Regions from separate parts of the Homo sapiens genome. Here region 1 is linked to region 2. The links are chromatin contacts, found by Hi-C or POLR2A ChIA-PET in ENCODE. All regions are on one chromosome and are shown on one strand. Each heading gives the region's core, a stretch centred on a gene start or an enhancer-like site at or near the end of the contact. The rest is flanking DNA. Distances are from core to core; before and after follow the strand shown. Region 1 holds the start of C2orf74-DT (C2orf74 divergent transcript). Region 2 overlaps PUS10 (pseudouridine synthase 10).

Region 1 (7,283 bases), core at 365-2,864, 150 kb after region 2:
AGATTAAAAAAAAAAAAAAAAATCAAAGCTTAGTCCTGAGGCAGCTTCTGAAATGGTGGGAAAAAATGTGAGTTTTGAGGAAACATTTGGTTCAGCCATTGTTCTTAAGAGATACTGACATTTCAACCTACTATAAAGAGGGAAATTTAAAGTATTAAAGTATTAATGAGTTGGTAGGACCCGCTTTTCTTTTTTTTTTTTTTTTTAATTCACTGGCCCCGAAAGAAACTTCTCTGTCAGGCCACAATATAACCAGATACCAGACACACGAGATGTTTTGGAGGGAGGGTGGTGGAGCCAAGATTGCAGCTCCTTATTGAGGAAAACAGTCCTCAGAGATCCAGAGTCATTTCTCCTGTGTTCAGCTTGAAAACCTTGGGCAACTTCTGGAGATTTCAACGTCTCACAGAGTGCGGAAACATGACTGGCGCAGCATCCTTTCCGGAATTGGTGATGTCCTTCCTGTAAGGGTTGATTTTCCATCTCATCAACCAAATCGGGAAAGCCGCAGCATCCTTTTCTCCAAGAATGACAGGTGGTTTATCTCAGGCTTTTCTGTCCCGGCGCCTTTCTCTCCAATGCAGTCTATGGAATATATATATAGAGAGAGAGCGTGAGAGAGAGAGAGACGGAGTCTCGCTCTGTCGCCCAGGCTGAAGTGCAGTAGCGCGATCTTGGCTCACTGCAAGCTCCGCCTCCCGGGTTCACGCCGTTCTCCTGCCTCAGCCTCTCGAGTAGCTGAGACTACAGGCGCCCGCCACCACGCCCAGCTAATTTTTTTGTATTTTTAGGAGAGATGGGGTTTCACCGTGTTAGCCAGGATGGTCTCGATCTGCTGACCTCGTGATCCGCCCGTCTCGGCCTCCCACAGTGCTGGGATTACAGGCATGAACCACCGCGTCCGGCCTGGAATATTTTAAAATATGCAGATTATTAACCCCGACACTTTTGAAAGTCCTTTGTAACCAACTTCCTCCTCAATATAAAATATTAATGTAATTTGGCCGGGTGAGGTGGCTCACGCCTGTAATTCTAGCACTTTGGGAGGCCGAGGCGGGTGGACTGCCTGAGCTCAGGAGTTTGAGACCAGCCTGGGCAACACGGTGAAACTCCGTTTCTACTAAAATACAAAAAATTAGCCGGGTGTGGTGGCGCGCGCCTGTAATCCCAGCTACTCAGGAGGCTGAGGCAGGAGAATTGCTGGAGTCCGGGAGGCGGAGGTGCAGTGAGCCGAGATCGCGCCACTGCACTGCAGCCTGGGGAACAGGGCGAGAATCCGACTCTTTAAAAAAAGAGAAAAAAATTTAAGTAATTTAATTTTTTATTTTTTTCCGCCCCCGCCGTCCCGCCCCTAGCATTAATTTTTAAAACTCGCTTTAGACACCGTTTGGAGGGGGCCAGGTGCTGAATACCTGCTGATGTAATGCAGTGATTTTTTGTTTGAGGGCCACAGGAAGACCCCTTGTGGCTGTTGTACTGGCATTCCCTCTTCATAGCAGGGATGGTGCCTCTGGACATTTTCCGACAGCAGGGATCGTTGGGTGAGGTTAGCAGCGCCAGCCCGGGTTAGCGGAAGCAGCCTTCAGGTCTCCTAGGAGAGCAGGTTTATGAGCATGCGCAGCGGATTTTCCGTTAGGGAAGCCGATGGGGCGCGGCTCCTTGGAGCATGCGCACACAAACTTTCCGCTAGGAATCAAGCGAGCATGCGCACACAGATGTTAGGGTTCGGGCGAGCTATTTGGAGCCTGCGCAGTCAGATCCGAGGACATGTTGACGTCGTCCGAGAGTCTTAAAATCCTGCTCTGGCCGGATTCCAGACTCGTGGGGGAAAGGCTGGTATGTTCGTTTTATAACAGGAGTTTTAGCGTCATCTTTTGTCCTTGGATAAGTTTTTCCAAATATAAATATATTAAATATTCATTTAAAATATCTAAGAATTAACAGGCAGCAGTGCATTAGACAAATGGGCGAAGTACTGGGGTACCAAGTTCACAGAAAAATAGTAGTTAAAAATAGACTTTAAATATATGAAAAGATGCTTAGCTGCATGTTTTTGTGTTTTTTATTTATTTATTTATTTTTTTGAGATGGAGTCCTGTGTTGCCCAAGCTGGAGTGCAGTAATGCAATCTCGGCTCACTGCACCCTCCGCTGCCCGGGTTCAAGTGATTCTCCCACCTCAGCCTCCCGAGTAGCTGGAATTACAGGCAGGTGCCACCACGCCAGGCTAATTTTTATATTTTTAGTAGAGATGGGGTTCACCATGTTGGCCAGGCTGGTCTCGAACTCCTGACCTCAGGTTATCGGCCTGCCTCAGACTCCCAAAGTGCTGGGATTACAGGCGTGAGCCACCGCGCCCGGCCTGTTTTGTATTTTATTTTTTCTGAGACAGGTGGCACGATCACAGCTCACTACAGCCTCCACTTCCCAAGCCCAAGCAATCCTCCCACCTCAGTTTCACCAAGTGCTAGGATTACAGGCCAGCTTCAGTTTTAATAAAAATGCAAATCATCATGATTGGTGAACATTGAAACGTTTGGTAATATACTCAATATAGGAGGGTGTCAGGAAAACAGGTGCAGTGTTACAGTGCTAGTAGGAGCAGAATGCAGCAATCCTTAGTGGTTATCAAAACCACACTGAATAATATTTGCATTTTGATCCAACAATCCCACTTTGGGGAATTTTGCCTCCAAATACACTTGCATACATGTAAAGTAATATGTGTATGAGATTATTGATTGTAATAGCAAAAGGTTGTAAACTACGTGAGTATCCATCAGAAGACTGATATTATAAACTACAGTACATACACACAATGGAACATTATGCAGCTATGAAAAAGAGTGAGGAATCAGTTCCCAACATACTAATGTGGAACCATCTCTAGCATATCTTACTAAGCGAAAAAAGCCCAGGTGCCAAACAGTGTATAAATTATGCTTTTTGTGTAGAAAAGGATAAATGAGAGTCATATGATCCTTATTTCCACATAAATTCTGGCAATATACTCAAGAAACTAATAGTCATGGTTTCTTATGAGATGGAGGGTAGGACTGAGATAGGGTGAGAGACTTCTCAATGTATTCCTCATTATAATATATTGAATTATCTGAATGCTGTTCATTAAAAACAAAAATAACACTACAATAACTTTTTTTAAAAAAGCTAGAAACATATAATATTAAAAAAGGGGCCAGGTGCGGTGGCTCATGCTTGTAATCCCAGCATTTTGGGAGGCCGAGACGGGCAGATCACGAGGTCAGGAGATGGAGACCGTCGTGGCCAATGTGGTGAAACCCCGTCTCTACTAAAAATACAAAAATTAGACTGGCGTGGTGGCGCATGCCTGTGGTCCCAGCTACTCAGGAGGCTGAGGCAGGAGAATTGAATCGCTTGAACCAGGGAGTCGGAGGTTGCAGTGAGCCGAGATGGCGCCACTGCACTCCAGCCTGGCGACAGAGCAAGACTTCGTCTCAAAAAAAAAAACAAAAAACAAAAAAACTGGAGGCTGGGTGTGTGGCTCACACCTCTAATCCCACCACTTTGGAAGACTGAGACAGGAGGATTGCTTGAGCACAGGAGTTTTGAGACCAACCTGGGCAGCATGGTGAAAACCCACATCTACAAAAAGAACATCAACAACAAAAAACCTCCAAATTAGATGGGAGTGGTGGTGGGCGCCTGTAGGCCCAACTACCCGGGAGGCTGAGGTGGGGGGATCGGTTGAGCCCAGGAGACAGAGGTTACAGTGAGCTGAGATCCTGCCACTGCACTCCAGCCTAGGCAACAGAGGAAGACTCTCAAAAAAAGAGAAAGAAAGAAAAAAAGGTGAAATTATGGGAGATTTTTCCTTTCCTTTCCTTTTTTTTTTTTGACAAGGTTTTCTCTGTTGCCGAGACTGCACAATGGCGCCATCACAACTCACTGCCCAGGCTCAAGCGATCTGCGGGCCTCGGCTTCCCAAAGTGTTGGGATTACAGGGGTGAGCCACTTTTCCCAGACAATAATATTATTTTACATGTTTTTACACACAAAAGAGTTTTCTTGGAATAACAAGAGTTCATCCAAAGTGTTTTACCAATTTCCATTTCCATCTGCAGTATCGAAAACCTTCCTCTTGCTGCATGTCCTCACCAGTTCTTAGAATTGACAGACTACTTTTTTTTGTCAATCCTGTGGTATAAAATATTACCTGATTTTGTTTTCACTTTGCATTTCTGTGATAATTAGCGAGGTGAGCCTCTTATATTTATTGCCCATTCGTCCTTTGTCCTTTGAGAAGTACCTTTTTTCTATTTTGCCTTTCCCTTTTTTATAGGCGTTTTAAAAATATTCTATACGTTGATCCTTTAAAGATTATTTGTGTGGCAAATATTTTCTACCAGTCTGTGGGTTGCCTTTTTGTTTGTTTTTTGTTTGTTTTGAGACTGAATCTTGCTCTGTCGCCCAGGCTGGAGTGCAGTGGTGTGATCTTGGCTCACTGCAACCTCCGCCTCCTGGGTTGGAGCAATTCTCCTGCCTCATCCTCCCGAGTAGCTGGGACTACAGGCACATGCCACCACGCCTGGCTAATTTTTTGTATTTTTAGTAGAGATGGGGTTTTGCCATGTTGCCCAGGCTGGTCTCAAACTCCTGACCTCAGCTGATGCTCCTGCCTTGGCTTCACAAAGTGCTGGGATTACAGTGTGGGTTGCCTTTTAACATAATTTCTGTTTTGTTTTTAACTTTGGAAAGGAATATATATGGAATATATATATTTAAATATATGTATTATATATAATATATAAAAATGTATATGTATTATATATATAATATATAAAAATATATATGTATATATTTTTTAGATGGAGTTTCGCTCTTGTTGCCCAAGCTGGAGTGCAATGGTGCCATCTCGGCTTACTGCAACCTCCGCCCCCTGGCTTCAAGCAATTCTCCTGCCTCAGCCTCCTGAGTAGCTGGGATTACAGGTGCCTGCCACCACGTCCAGCAAATTTTTATATTTTTGGTAGAGATGGGGTTTCACCATGTTGGCCAGGCTGGTCTCGAAATCCTGACCTCAGGTGATCTACCTGCCTCAGCCTCCCAAAATGCTGGGATAACAGGCATCAGCCATGCACCTGGCCTGGAAAGGAATATTTTAATAAAATTATTTTTATTGTTTTACTTGTTTTGGAAATAGAGGATAGTTTTTTAACTAATTTTAAAATCTGACACTAATGTTTATTACTCATTTGGATATCCTCTTGCGTGAAATGCCTGTTCAAGACTTTTGCCCATTTTCTATTGTCTTATTGATTTACAAGAGTTCTTTATATATTCTGAGTACATGTCCTTTGTATATGAATAGTGTTTAGCTTGTCTTTTGTTTTTTTGAGATGGATCCTCGCCTTGTCACCCAGGCTGGAGTGCAATGGCACAATCTCGGCTCACTGCAACCTCCGTCTTCCAGGTTTAAGCGATTCTCCTGCCTCAGCCTCCTGAGTATCTGGGATTACAGGTGCACAACACCACACCCCGCTAAGTTTTGTATTTTCAGTAGAGACGGGGATGTTGATAATAGGGAGGCTATGCCTGTGTCGGGGCAGGAGGTCTATGGGAAAACTCTGTATCTTCTGCTATATTTTGCTCCGAACCTAAAACTACTCTAGAGAAATAAGGTTTTCAAAACAAACAAGAAGTCCTCCACAATCTGTCTAACCTCCTGGTACAAACATGAGCGCAGATGAGCTTCAAGGGCAAGGTGAAATTCACAAACATTGCTTCAGATATGAAGCCTAACTACGGAGACCAAAAAATATCTCCCCTCTGACTTCAAGCATGGCTTGTGTATCTGTATTCAACAAGAATAACGTTTTTGTGGGGGATTAGAGTCGGGAGAGTGAGTGTGGTTTTCTCCAGAGTGGGAGTTAACCAGTATGTAGGAGGAAGGGTGTTTCAGGGCCATAGATGTGTCCTGCTATAACTTTGTAGTCCTGGATGCTGTAATAAGGCCTCCTGCAGACCTTCGTTCTATTCCACAGCTGCCCGGGGTGTTTATAAAAGTGCAACTTCAAGGTTTATTCCAGAGCTAAAGTCAGAAAAACTTTTGGCCCTTCTCTGTATCTCAGCACTTGCAAGGCTGTCCTGGTCCAAGGTAGAGAGTGTGCAACTGAAAATAGGGACGCTGTGGACTTTCTGGGCCAAGTTCCCCGTCTAGATGTTGGGCGCCTTTCTTTTTTTTTTTTTTTTTTTTTTTTGAGACAGTTTCGCTCTGTTGCCCAGGCTGGAATGCAGTGGCACAATCTTGGCTCACTGCAACTTACGCCTCCCAGGTTCAAGCAATTCTCCTGCCTCAGCCTCACAAGTAGCTGGGATTACAGGCATGCACCACCACGCCTGACTAATTTTGTATTTTTTTAGTAAAGATGGGGTCCTCCATGTTGGTCAGGCTGGTCTCGAACTCCTGACCTCAGGCGATCCGCCTGCCTTGGCCTCCCAAAGTGCTGGGATTACAAGCATGAGCCACCGCACGTAGATGATACCGGGTTTCTTGATGGGGGAGCCCAAAAGAGGCATCTCAAAGGTAATTTTCATGAAGGCAGATTTGAGTAAACAGAGGAAGTGGCTTAGTCTACTTCTTGTCCCTGTTTGGAGATGGCCTTTCCCGGGACTAGGTAGGTGTTATGGTCATGTTGCATAATACTGGGTCTGCAAAGATCGCCGAATGGTTGATGGAAGAATACTATAGCAAGTCATGGATATTCTCTGTAGGGCCAGGTGCTGAGGGTTGGTGAAGTTGTCCTTTGGGGTTAGATCTCAGTTCTCCCTTAGGCCAAGAGTCAGTAAACTAAAACTCAGCCACATTCCTCTGATCCAAGTTCTGTGCCCCAGGGATCTAGGACTCCTGGGATGGAGGTGCACCTGGCCTTAAGTTTTCTTTTAGATTCTAGTGAGGTCTTGGCTATCCAGGATTGCTCCTAACACTAAGAGCACCTCCAGCAAGAGTATAGCTGGCATTACTGTATAAACTCCCCTTCATGGGAAGCCTAGCTCTTGAAGGTACTTCTTGATCTCTATAAAAGAGGAGTGAGAGCCACAGTGAGTCCTGCACTAACAGGATCATCCTGCGATGTTGAGAGGGAAAATGGGCCTCCTGGACAGAAACACTGAGACACCTTGGGGCCTGCTGTAAGATCCACATCGGTCCCCCTCCACATGTTCCTTTATGCCCACATATAGTCAGTCAGATGCAGCTACAAGAGGAGACATGAGAGGCTCAGGAAAACAAAGCTGACTGTCCTC
Region 2 (6,518 bases), core at 120-2,619:
CTTTTAAGAGTAAAGGAAAAACTGTAAATGCATAACTTCTAAGATAATGATATGTGTGAGGGGGTAGAATTCAAACAGAAAAATAATCCAAAAGAATTCTCATTATCCCTAATTCTGTTTAACAATGTACTAGCGATCTTAGCCAATGCAACAAAGCAAGAAAAAGAAATAAATATTACGAAAATTGGAGGGGAAAAGTCATTGTGCACAGACCATATGACCTCCAATTTAACGTGGTAGGGGACACCTCCCTGGGGCCAGACCAATAAAGCAGTAACTGAAATATCAGTTGCTGCATGCCACCTAAGAAACAAGTTGCAGATTGAATGTTACTCAACAGAAGCACTTTTTTTTTTTTTTTTTGAGACAGGGTTTCGCTCTGTCACCCAGGCTGGAGTATAGTGGTGCGATCTCAGCTAACTGCAACCTCCACTTCCTGGGTTCAAGCGATTCTCCTGCCTCAGCTTCCAAGTAGCTGGGACTACAGGTGCCTGCCACCACACCCAGCTAATTTTTACATTACATTTTTAGTAGAGACGGGTTTTCGCCATGTTGACCAAGCTGGTCGTGAACTTCTAGCCTCAAGTGATTCCCCTGTCTTAGCCTCCCAAAGTGCTGGGATTATAGGCATAAGCCACTATACGCAGCCAGAAGTACCTTAATACATGTCTACATTTAAAAAAAAATGTTTTGGAATACAAATTTAGCATTCATGACTAGCTACTGATTTACTCAATAGGGCATGAGTGCACATGCCCACTCCACAACAGGTCATGAATTTCTGTGATGCTTTCAGAATATGAAAGTCTCACTAAAATCACCAACTCACGATTTCTAATATGAATTTCTAGTGATAATACTAAAGGAATATCAGATAATCAATACACATCATAACACCCCAGCCTCACAGAAAATTTAAATCCTGGATGTGAACTAAATTCTAAATAGAAATCACTTCATATTATGCTTCTTAATATAAGACTAAAAGGGCTATTTATGTTAATACCTTTGCATCTATTTTATTATTTCATTTCCTTTTATATGGCTCATGACCACATTTAAATAAAATCCATTTTATTTTTTCCCCACACAAGTTAGTTCCCCTCACATTATCTTTACTCAGCTACTGGCAATAACATTTTAACAACCAGTTTAGAGAGAAACTTAGATTCCACCAGAAAAAAGAATCAAAGGTTTTGATCATACTCGATACCGCAACATTTACTTACACAAGTAGCTTTCAAATTATAATTTAATGAATACGATATATGGCTCTTTAATTTGCCATGGATTTAATTTTTAAAGATAAAAAACTAGCCCTCTGCAAGTACGTGCTGAGCACTCTTGCCCTGGCTCTGGAGACTGCCATATATCCAGCTGATCTCTGACGCACTAATTGTGAAACCAAAAGCTACACACAATAAAAAGGAAGTAGCCCTGTGAAATGTCAATCCAGTGCTCAACTAGGGTTTTTTACATCAGAGTTTTATAAATTATGAAAGTGTCCAGGCCAGGCGCAGTGGCTCACACCTGTAATCCGAGGACTTTGGAAGGCTGAGGCAGGCAGACCACAAGGTCAGGAGATTGACACCATCCTGGCCAACATGGTGAAACCCCATCTCTACTAAGAATACAAAAAAATTAGCCAGGTGTGGCGGCACATGGCTGCAGTCCCCGCTACTTGACAGGCTGAGGCAGAAGAATCACTTGAACCCGTGAGGTGGACGTTGCAGTGAGCTGAGATCATGCCACTGCACTCCAGCCTGGGAGACAGGGTGAGACTCTGTCTCAAAAAAAAAAAGAAAAAAAGAAAGGTCCAAATTGACTGGAAAATATGTATTACATTAAGAAAAACTGGATAACTTTGCATAATAAACATAATGGCAAGGAGAAAGATACTCAGTTTTTTAAGACAAAATTCCCAGCTAAACATTTCCACCTGGGGCCTTGAATGGTATCTAGTCTAGAAAACAGATTCCACTAGTATTGATCCTGTATTAATATCAGTGAGGAAAAATATATTCAGTTTTATTTAAAAGGGAAGATTTGTAAAAATAACTTTCAATATTTGGAGCAGTAAAACCTAATTTTAAAAAGGAGGAGCAGCTGTAGCACTGCAATTGATTGACACTTTTTTTTTTGAGATGGAGTCTTGCTCTGTTGCCCAGTCTGGAGTGCAGTGGCGCGATCTCGGCTCACTGCAAGTTCCGCCTCCCATGTTCACGCCATTCTCCTTTCTCAGCCTCCCGAGTAGCTGGGACTACAGGCGCCTGCCACCAAGCCTGGCAAATTTTTTGTATTTTTAGTAGAGATGGGGTTTCACCCTGTTAGCCAGGATGGTCTCGATCTCCTGACCTCGTGATCTGCCTGCCTCGGCCTCCCACAGTGCTGGGATTACAGGCGTGAGCCACCGCGCCCGGCCAGATCGACACTTCGTAACTGACAAACCTGGCCAAAGACTATTTTGCTGGTCCTTCCTTCTGCTTGGAGGGAAGAAAGTAGTAGTACTATTCCTTAAGAAAGAGGTTTCTGACAATGAGTTTGGATGTGTCTGACTTCAAGGTAGCACTTGCCACCTAGCCCCCTCTTCTTGGACATTTGGACATATCCATGACAAAGGATGTGGCTAAAAACTTCATTGGGACTTCCACCTCCAATTAAGGGACTTCACCATCATAATTCATCATCACACATACATGCATCAATCTTCCTCAGAGCAAAAAAAAAAAAGGAAGTCAAAAATAGCTCCTCACAAAAATGACTTGAAATTCCTGAATTTTAAGATAGGTGCTGTAATAAAATATTTGACTCAAAACATCTTTGCACCTATTCCAGTCATCTGATAACAAAACCTGAACATAAATGTGATGGGAAAGTGCTAAAATTGTAATTTAAATTTTATTTCCAGAGTTATCATTTTAGAGAATCACAAAATAAACTGGTGGTTTACCATTACTCTTTTTAAATGATCACACTTGTTAAATAATTATGAGAGTTCTGGTTTCATATTTTTACCAAGAATCCTTTCCCTAACCTTGAAGATACTGGACCATTTGGAGAAAGAAAATACTAAAGTCAAAACCTAGGCTAAGTCCCACTTATAACACAGAAAGACAATAACCCTTTTGAAATCTGACCAAGGCCGGGTGCAGTGGCTCACGCCTATAATCCCAGCATTTTGGGAGGCTGAAGCAGGCGGATCACCTGAGGTCAGGAGTTTGAGACCAGCCTGGCCAACAAGGCAAAACCCTGTCTCTACTAAAAATACAAAAAATCAGCCGGGCAAGGTGACGAGCGTCTGTAGTCCCAGCTACCTGGGAGCCTGAGGCAGGAGAATCGCTAGAACCCGGGAGGTGGAAATTGCAGTAAGCCAAGATCACACCACTGCACTCCAGCCTGGGTGACAGAGTGAAACTCTGTCTCAAAAAAAAAGCGTAAACTTTGGAGTTTAATAGATCAGAGTTCAAATCCTAGCTCTGCTATTTATCAGCAATGTGACCTTCAGCTTCAATTTCATCATCTGTAAAATGGAGATGATAACACCACCTACTTTAAGGGGTTGTGATTATTAAATGAAAGAGCACATGCAACACACTCTGCCATGAAGATATTCAATAACTGTTGGTGGCTTGTTTTCCTAAGAAAGGGGTTTTATCTTGCTCCTCCTAAAAAATAACTACACATTATGGTGGTGTGGCTGTTTTACATATAAATGATTGCTTTATACATATGCATACATACATATATATTTGTTATTATTATGAATAATTTTTCAAAAACAATCATATCTTAGTAAGCTAGAATTATTAGGTCTAAAACACAGTGGTGGTATCAGAAAAAAGGACAGTTCTACGCAACAAGAAAAACCTAGACCTGAAATAGGCAAGAGTCTGAATTAGAAGTTCCCCTTTTCAGCAACTTAACTACGCCACACGGTCCTAAAAATTAATGGAGGAAAAATAGTTTAATAAAGATCTCTACAGTTAGAAGGTAGCAATGTGCTAATACGTTCAATTTCACAGGGAAATCATTTTAAAGAAAAAGGATGTGTTTCATCTTGTATTTTTTTTTATTCTGTTACATTACCATTTCTTATTGTAAATTTTAAAGAGGCCAAATGTGACAATTCACAAGAATAAGACCATACACATTTTTAAAAGAAACTTCAAATCTTTGAGGCTACCTCATGTTCTGAATGCACCTGATCTCCCTCAATTACCTACACTGCTAGATGAGCCACAGCAACTTCTTTTCTTCCTTGCTTCCTCCTCCATTATACTTAGCTGGGTTCAGGCCAAGGAAAAGGCAATGCCATAAAGAGATGCATCTTTAAGCATTTAAATATGTGTCTGAATAACCTGCCAACTGCAATCCTGAATCCAATATACATTATAGTATTGTGGTGGTCTTTAGAATTAGGCTTGCTTCTAGTCCTGCTTGACTGTGGCTTCCTCCTCACAGGAATGTGATTTGTTCCTCCTTGCTGCATGCCACAGTGACCTCGGGGACTGGGTGCTTTATCTGTTGGGCTTCTTGTGCCAGCACCCCAATAACGAGTTATTAGATCTCTTCAATATCTGCTTTGACTCTTTGATAGTTGGACTTCTGATTGTACATGCCAACCAGGGCTTGGGTTCTATATAGACCTTGACTAATCACATGTCACTCACTCTTTCTCCCTTGCAACACATCCTAGTAGTGTATCACGTAACAGAGTCCTAAACCTGCACCCATGTCTAGTCTTATGTTCTCCTTAACACAGCAGCTCTGCCTGGATTCATCACTCTGGTGATCTTCTGACCTTTAGTGATGTTCATGAGTGTATGGCTTAATAAGGGGAGTAGTTAAGAAAAGGTAATATCCACGGAGCCAAGGTAGTCAGGTAAATAAAACATATGAAAATACACAAGATGTAGAGATGGTATGGTTTAAAAAAAAAAAAACTTAAAAAGCAACAGCAGCATGAAGCAGGGAGGCATATCCAGATTCCAATAAACGGGACGCATGGGCAAATCACATACCCCTACGAGACTTGGAGCCTTGGTTTTCTCCTCTTTAAGTGAGCATAAGTGTGATGACTACTGAAGTGGTCTCAATCTGTGAAGCTGAAAAAAATTGCCCATAGCATATCTTCTTTCCAATCTACAGATACTACCCATTAACTGTCAGAGATTAAAAGGGGATGCCTTATACACAAAGGTTGGAAACTCCTGGACTGTCAATCAGACATTCCCAATAGGTATCAATGGGTTTACACTTGGGTGGTGGCCTGGATAAGACTCTGACAAATCACAACCATATACACATTGATGTTTTTCAATAAGTGCCATAAAAAGCTGGGGAGTCCTGTTCTAGCTGATCACCAAGGTCTCATATAGATATATGATTCCATGATTCTAACAACACAGAATTTCATACACCAATGTTACATTCACAGAAGCAAGTTCTTGGAGTTACCTTTGATAAGATAGAGTGGATTGCTGCATGAACACACTCATTTCCTGTGAATGGTTATAAAAATGGCAGCCTGTGTGCCTAAAACTAGCAAGGTTACTATACACTCGCCAACCCACTCATAAAAAGTCTATTGAAAGATGCTTAAGGGGTAGTCCCTAAAAGAACTAAGACTCAAAAGCATTTAACTTTTAAAAGGACTTAGTGGGGCCAGGCGCGGTGGCTCACGCCTGTACTCCCAGCACTTTGAGAGGCCGAGGTGGGTGGATCACGAGGTCAGGAGATCGAGACCATCCTGGCTAACACAGTGAAACCTCGTCTGTACTAAAAATACAAAAAATTAGCCAGGCCGGGTGGCAGGCACCTGTAGTCCCAGCTACTCGGGAGGCTGAGGCAGGAGAATGGCGTGAACCCGGGAGGCGGGGTTTGCAGTGAGCTGAGATCGCATCACTGCACTCCAGCCTGGGTGACAGAGCAAGACTCCATCTCAAAAAAAAAAAAAAAAAAAAGGACTTAGTGGAATGCTCTTTTCCCATAAATGGAAGTTTAGCCTAATATTAGCATATGTCTGGGACATTCATTGTATAATAGTTTTGTGTGGCATTATGCTGTAGAAGTTTAAAGGAATCAAACTTGCTTTGCATGGATAAGTGGACCATATAGGAACTGAAGGGAGTTCTAAACTAATCTAACCAAAAATAGGGCTATAAATTCTGAAAACTCCTTAGTAAGCTCAGAAAAGGCTTATTGAATGAAGTGGACCTTGGGTTGGTCTTACATGGTGGGTGAGAGAGAACACACACAGATTTAGGAAGAGTGCCTGTCATACAAAATAAAAATCGAGAAGCCATGCACAAATGGACAAAAAGCAGAAAATACACATGCTAAATCAGAAAGCGGAGTTAATGAACAAAGATGACAGCTCATGCCTGCACACACAATATATATATAGCTCCTATACTTAAAGTTGAGAATTTTGACACATTCTATTTATGAGCTAAACATAATTAGAAAAAATATAGTCCTTTAGAAAAAGAACATCAATCAATAACAGAAGGGAAATT

Evidence for each region. A loop is a pair of places that touch in the nucleus more often than their neighbours do. ChIA-PET counts read pairs that join two places held with the same protein, here RNA polymerase II (POLR2A). Pooled maps may share reads with other maps.
Region 1: a pooled map shows a loop between it and region 2 (2.8-fold over the local background). The contact joins the promoter of C2orf74-DT here to the enhancer-like site in region 2. A Hi-C loop is called at or near these places in 1 of 50 pooled maps. POLR2A ChIA-PET finds 5 or more read pairs at or near these places in 2 of 52 experiments (A549 and activated T-cell).

What each region holds. Positions count from the first base shown.
Region 1 is chr2:61,143,361-61,150,643 of GRCh38, forward strand. It overlaps C2orf74-DT (C2orf74 divergent transcript), which reads right to left and starts at 1,615. Exons shown (of 2, transcript NR_036496.1): 1 at 1,413-1,615; 2 at 1-585. It also overlaps a transcript of C2orf74 not described here. RefSeq lists enhancers at 828-1,749, 1,444-1,793.
Region 2 is chr2:60,991,667-60,998,184 of GRCh38, forward strand. All of the region lies in intron 4 of PUS10 (pseudouridine synthase 10), which reads right to left. Among named protein-coding and RNA genes, the nearest start is that of PEX13, 23 kb to the right of the region's middle. RefSeq lists an enhancer at 1,280-1,629. Within about 2 kb of position 1,370, at least 5 of the 41 ENCODE cell types and tissues checked have a DNase peak (open chromatin) inside an H3K27ac peak, as active enhancers do.